2 separate regions of the Homo sapiens genome follow, and region 1 is linked to region 2. Evidence: read pairs that join two places in POLR2A ChIA-PET (ENCODE). Cell type or tissue: B cell. All regions are shown on one strand. Each heading gives the region's core, and the rest is flanking DNA. Links, peaks and the distances in the headings are about the cores only.

Evidence for each region. ChIA-PET counts read pairs that join two places held together with the same protein. Peaks named below come from ENCODE experiments on the same cell type or tissue, not always from the same donor. Only the 100,000 strongest peaks of a DNase experiment are listed, where the experiment ranks them.
Region 1: POLR2A ChIA-PET joins it to region 2 with 7 read pairs; 3 of 35 experiments call an interaction of 5 or more read pairs at or near these places.

Annotation. Positions count from the first base shown.
Region 1 is chr2:68,788,338-68,791,253 of GRCh38, reverse strand. All of the region lies in intron 4 of ARHGAP25 (Rho GTPase activating protein 25), which reads right to left. Among named protein-coding and RNA genes, the nearest start is that of LINC01888, 42 kb to the left of the region's middle. RefSeq lists an enhancer at 1,320-1,379. In B cell, for the core only: no CTCF peak of the experiment used is centred there; DNase peaks (open chromatin) are centred at 533, 593 and 1,453; H3K4me3 peaks cover 1,401 bases; H3K27ac peaks cover 2,500 bases.
Region 2 is chr2:68,708,434-68,711,349 of GRCh38, reverse strand. It overlaps a transcript of ARHGAP25 not described here. Among named protein-coding and RNA genes, the nearest start is that of ARHGAP25, 25 kb to the left of the region's middle. In B cell, for the core only: a CTCF peak has its summit at 1,717 (motif pointing left); a DNase peak (open chromatin) is centred at 1,659.

The DNA.
Region 1 (2,916 bases), core at 110-2,609, 80 kb before region 2:
TCCAGTGAGGGGAGTCTAGCTAGGAACAAAACAAATGAGTGAAATATTTAGCATGTTAGAAGAGGTTATGTGCCAAGGAGCAAAGCGAGGCAGAACTGAGGGGTAAGGAAGGGGTCCAACGTTAAACAGAATCATAGAGGAAGGCCTACTAAGGTGATGTTTGATCAAAGACCTGAAGACGGTAAGGGACCAAGCCATGCAGCTACCTGGGGAAAGAGGATTCCCAGCGAAGGAAACAGCAAGTGCAAGGGCCTGGAGGCAGGAACACGGGTAGGATGTTTGAGGAGGCTGGTGAAGCTAGAGTGAAATGAGCACGGGAGAAGGTCAGAAGGGAAATGCGGGAGGGGAGGCGGTGGGCAGACTGTGCACTGTAAGATCATTATAAAGCCTTGACTTTTACTCTGAGTGAGAAAGGAAGCTATCAGAGAATGTTGAGCTGAGAAGAATCTTGATAAGACAGGTTTAACAGGCTCACTCTGGCCGCTCTGTCGAAAACAGACTGTAAGAAGGCAGGGGTGAACGTGTGGAGATGAGTTTCAAGGTTAGTGCTGTAATTTGACAAGAAAGGATTCCATCTCCTTTGGGGTGGTAGTAGTGAAGGTGGTGGGAAGGGGGCAGGCTCTGGTTGGAAAAAGAAAGTTTCACAAAGGGCTAGAAAGAGGTGGCAGCCACATGTCTCAGTGACTTCACAATATTTGGGAGGCATGTCTTTCCCATCTAGTCAACCCACGTTAGAGATTCTTTCCAAGTGGTAATGTGCTGTGGCAAAAGAGCCCTGGCCCTGCCCCTCACCTCCTGGGCCCACGGGACACGTCATTTGTCCCTTTAAGGCCAACATTCCCTAACTTACAAATAGGAAGAACAAATGTCTGATTTGTCCAGTGGCCTCAAATGAGACTCTATACTGTCTTAAAAATGCCCTCACATTCCGGGATCTATGATTTTGGTTAGTAACTTTAAACGTGGCTGGGCACGGTGGCTCATGCCTGTAATCCCAGCACTTTGGGAAGCCGAGGTGGTGGATCACCTAAGGTCAGGAGTTCGAGACCAGCCTGGCCAAAACAAGGTGAAACCCTGTCTTTACTAAATATACAAAAATTAGCTGGGTGTGGTGGCACATGCCTGTAATCCCAGCTGTTCAGAAGGCTGAGGTAGGAGAATCGCTCAAACCCTGGAAGCGGAGGTTGCAGTGAGCCGAGATCATGCCAGTGCACTCCAGTCTGGGAGACAGAGTGAGACTCCATCTCAAAATAATAATAATAATAATAATCTGAGATGCTGTATCAGAGGCAACACTGTTCTTTGAATAAATAAGTGCTGTTGCACTCTGATTTCCCCTTCGCTGGACTTTCCACCGCCTACAGGACTCATGCTTGACTTGCTTCTCAGGGTGGTGGTCTCGGGGTGCGGTGAGGGTGAAATCCCCATGTGTATCATGACAGAGTACAGCAGTTCACTACGGCAAGGCTCAGCCAAGCATCACAGTAGCCACAGAACCTAGTGAAAGTACACGGATACCATTTTGACTCAGAGAGCAGGTGCATGATTAGGCAACATCCACTACCCTTGTCTATGCAGATAGCTTAAAGCACTGGACTGGAGAAAACAGAAAAGGGTGGCTCACAATCTCATAATCCAGCGCAATAAGGATGGTCACAGCTAAGATTTTCCAGCATGTGGCCTAATTATGTACCTGCAGGTCATGTGCTCCCAGAGAAACAGACAGGATAAAATCAATGCTAATGTCCCCTTTCTTGGTCCCAGACTCTTATAAAACCTCTTGGCAGTTCCTGCTCTTGGTTGCTTTGAGAAGCTAATGTATCTAACCAGCAAATCTTTCTTGGTTGTTTAACATCATTGGATACAATTTCTATTTGTAACCAAATAAATGCTGAAATGTATCAATTAAGATTCCAGGCCGGGCACGGTGGCTCACGCCTGTAATCCCAGCACTTTGGGAGGCCGAGGCGGGTGGATCACGAGGCCAGGAGATCGAGACCATCCTGGCCAACATGGTGAAACCCCGTCTCTACTAAAAAAAATACAAAAAAAGATTAGCCAGGCATGGTGGCAGGCGCCTGTAGTCCCAGCTACTCAGGAGGCTGAGACAGGAGAATGGTGTGAACCTGGGAGGTGGAGCTTGCAGTGAGCCGAGATCACGCCACTGCACTCCATCCTGGGCGACAGACCAAGACTCCGTCTCGGAAAAAAAAAAAAGAAAAAGATTCCATAGCAACTTGGGGAAAATGCTTAAGCCATTCTGAAAAAAGTGTGTAGATGTAAACAGTAGATGAAAGATAAACATAAAATGCCTCTGGTGGAATATTTTTTCTTTACTTTCCACAAAATTATTGTGATATTCTTGAAATTTCTGAAGGAAGCTGTAGGCCAATGAAATAAATATTTAATATTCAAACTACGAAAGCCTCCCTAAATAATTTCCAAAATAACAGGCCACACAGTCAATACATAACTATATATTTAAGGTTATCTGGAGTTGACACAAGTAGGCGTGCTCCTAAAAAGTTGAAGGAAAATGTTAACTTGAGAACTCATACCTGTCGGTTTTTTCATATTTTTATAAAGGCAGGGAAACTTACTAGATTCACGTGTTTGTTAATTTCAGATAGTTTTTGCATCCGTTTTCTTTAGTCAGGACCCTCCTCAAATGTGGAAACATCACCAGGATTCCCAGAGAGCTCAAATTCTTGAGTTGTGAAACCCAGAAAAGTGTTGAATGCTGAACTCACTGTACACCTGCAAGACTTCAGACACAATTCCTGAACCTTCCCCAGTCTGATCATCCCTCTTTTGGACAGTAGCTTTATTTTCATGTGCTGACTTATGCAGTCTAACTTATGCTTTCAGCATAGCTGTTGCCATCAGTTCCCAGAACCAGGCAGACTCGTGGTGCTG
Region 2 (2,916 bases), core at 233-2,732:
AAAATATCAACCTGTGGTTTGCACCAAAATTTATCTTAGCAAAGTCACTCTTCCCCTTTGGAAATACTTTGAGAAGGACTTATGGGAAAATTCACCTCCATTCCTCCCCCATCCACCACAACCAGCACCATGGATGTTCATGAAGGTCAGCACCAAGGCTGAAGAGAAAGCAGCTGAATGCACTACAAATAAAAGGAGAAGACATTGGATTTCCTCGGCAAATTCAGCACAGAAAAGAAGGCAAGTTAAATGGGTGCCATTGAGAGGGAGGGGGCTGCATTCTGTATGAATGATTTTGTTGTGGTGGAAACTTAAAAGGCCAAGTTCAAGTTTGACATAGGATGACCTAGACAACCAGGGAGGAAGTGGAAGTCCAAGGAGGCAGAAAAGACTCTGAGAACCATATAAGGTGAGTCCACACTAGAGAGATGTAGCAGAGATCTTGGTTTTCACTTTCCATAGGCCCATTTATTAGAGAGTTGAAGCCAATTTTGCCTCCATCTCAAGCAGCAGGCAGCCCCCTAGCTAACTCTCAGTTATATAAGAACTAGAAAAAGCCACCAAGTTTATGTCAGGGACCAAATATTTGAGCCTTGTGAAATCACCAGATGACTGAGGACTCTGACCTTCTGAGAAGGAGCTGTCACTCACCTGCTGCAGAGACATATTTATGGAGGGAGATGGAGCGGGGGGTTCCAGCAGTGTCCAGAGCCACTTAGGCTGGAAGTCACTGTAGACCAAAAGCTGAGTGTGTCCTTTAGCTGGAACAACTTTGAGAGCTCCTAGGCTGGTGCTTATCTATGGAAGAAGCCAGTAAAGCCAAGTCTGAATCATTGCAGGAGACTCTGTAAGTAAATAAATAAAAGCTCTGTAGTTATTTTTAGCCCAATTCAGTCCATAATCATTATTTCATTCACATCTGAAGAATAAAGACTGATTCAAATAATACTTATGTTCCATTTGGTTCTAGTCATCATTCCCCACTAATGCCCAGGAAATAATCTGGAGGTCTTCCATTAGTGCAAAATTATTGTTATTAGTCCATTTGTTTGGAGATTTAATGGATTCTGTTCATAGATGAATTTCTTCGAGAATTCAAATTTATGTACTTTTTAAAAAGCATTTCTTTTTCTCTTTACAATTGCAATTCTGGGTTGAATTATTATTTTTTTCCTGCCTTTCTATGGCTATTTTTTTTTAATTTGTAAATTACCTGATTGGTCCATTTGCTGACTGACCTAACATAAAATCAACCCCGTGCTATCTGCCCTGGGTAATTGGCTGCTTCCTTTATGAAGAGATTGTCATCAGACTCTTTTATAAAGCATCTCAGAAGGGTTAACACTATTACCTTAAGGAAAGCCATTCTTTAATTTATTAGAACAAAAGAATTGAGGAGAAATCTATTGGCGAAACAGTCTCATAATCCAAAATGCGATTGGGTTCTGCTCTCTTTGCCTCCACCCCAGGAGGATCATAAAGCAGTGCAGACATCCACATAGACTGGCCTGTGTTGCATTTGTCCTCCTAGCACTCAGAGACAAAGACCACATGGCTGGCTCAGGGAGGCACAGAGTGACTGATACACAAGGCACACTCACTTGCCAAATTACGGGGTGTTTGGATCTTGGTTTAATATGTTCCAGATCATAACCTGGTAGAGAAAAGACTGTTTATCCACATCGGTAACCACTGGGAATAGTTGACAAAAGGAAAAAACTCTTGTTTCTTAGCTCCCTCTGCTGGTCTTTCAGAAAACCACCTGTCCCCTCAGGATCCCATCCTGAGCTTTGTACACATGGAGGGCCAGCTTCCTGCCAAATGTGAGCTGGTAGGAAAGTCCGGTCCACATCAACTAGGAAGACAGATCTTGGCTTCTCAAGGAACCTGGTGATTCAAAAGATGAGAACGGAAGAGGGGCCTCCCCGTGGCAAGTCCAAATTCAAACACAGATTCTCCAGCCCACCCCACAAAGAAATAAGACTGAGGCATGTTTACTCTGGTCCCGAAGCTATGTGTTAGGTTTAATGCAAACTCTGACTGCCATAGTTTAAACCTATATCACTTATTCAGGCTTAGTAGGGAAAGAAATGGAGAACGGTTGATCAACCTGACTCAATATGTTTGGTTATTTAAATGGGACCTATAGCTTTGTTTCCTCGAACAACAACAAAAATGTTATTAATTATGTTATCTTTTCTTCATGGTTCCTATTCTCCTAAAAGATTTTCAGGAACCAATAACAGCAATTCCGAGAGATTTTCAGCAATATACCCAAATTTCCAAAGATCTTGCTGCTTTCTCATCTTGAGCTTTCTTATTTCTTGTCCCTAAAGATTTTCCTAGTTCCACTGCATTCTTTCTGAAGCTGGTGAGCAGCCAGCTGACCCACCCAGTGACAAAATTGCATCTGAGCTTTGTACACATCGAGGGCCATCTTCTTGCCAAATGTGAGCTGGTAGGAAAGTCCGGTCCACATCAACTGGGAAGACAGGTCTTAGCCTTTCCCAACAACTCCCAACCTGTTCACAGCCATTCATTGTGCATGATGGCAGGGAAGCCAGGGCACAGTGCTGAATGACACACAGAGCACACTGAGCCCATAGTCCTGAGGTCTATGGATCAAATCCATCCCTGGCAAAAGAAGAGATTTTTTCATGTCGATTCAGAGACTAAAAGGTTGGTTGTCATTGGCCAGAGCACTATTTACACTAGTTAGAGCTCCCCAAGAAAAATGATTTCAAGGCTCTAGGCTATGTCCATGACCTTGGCCAGATAGATGCCTTACAAATGTATGGTCTCAGTTATTTCCTACCAAAGGAAGCAGTCCAAAATTTGCCCAAGTAGTCATGGGTCAGTCAAAGCACACATAGGACAAGGGAACAAAAGATTTACATAGTTTTTTCTATCTAGGAA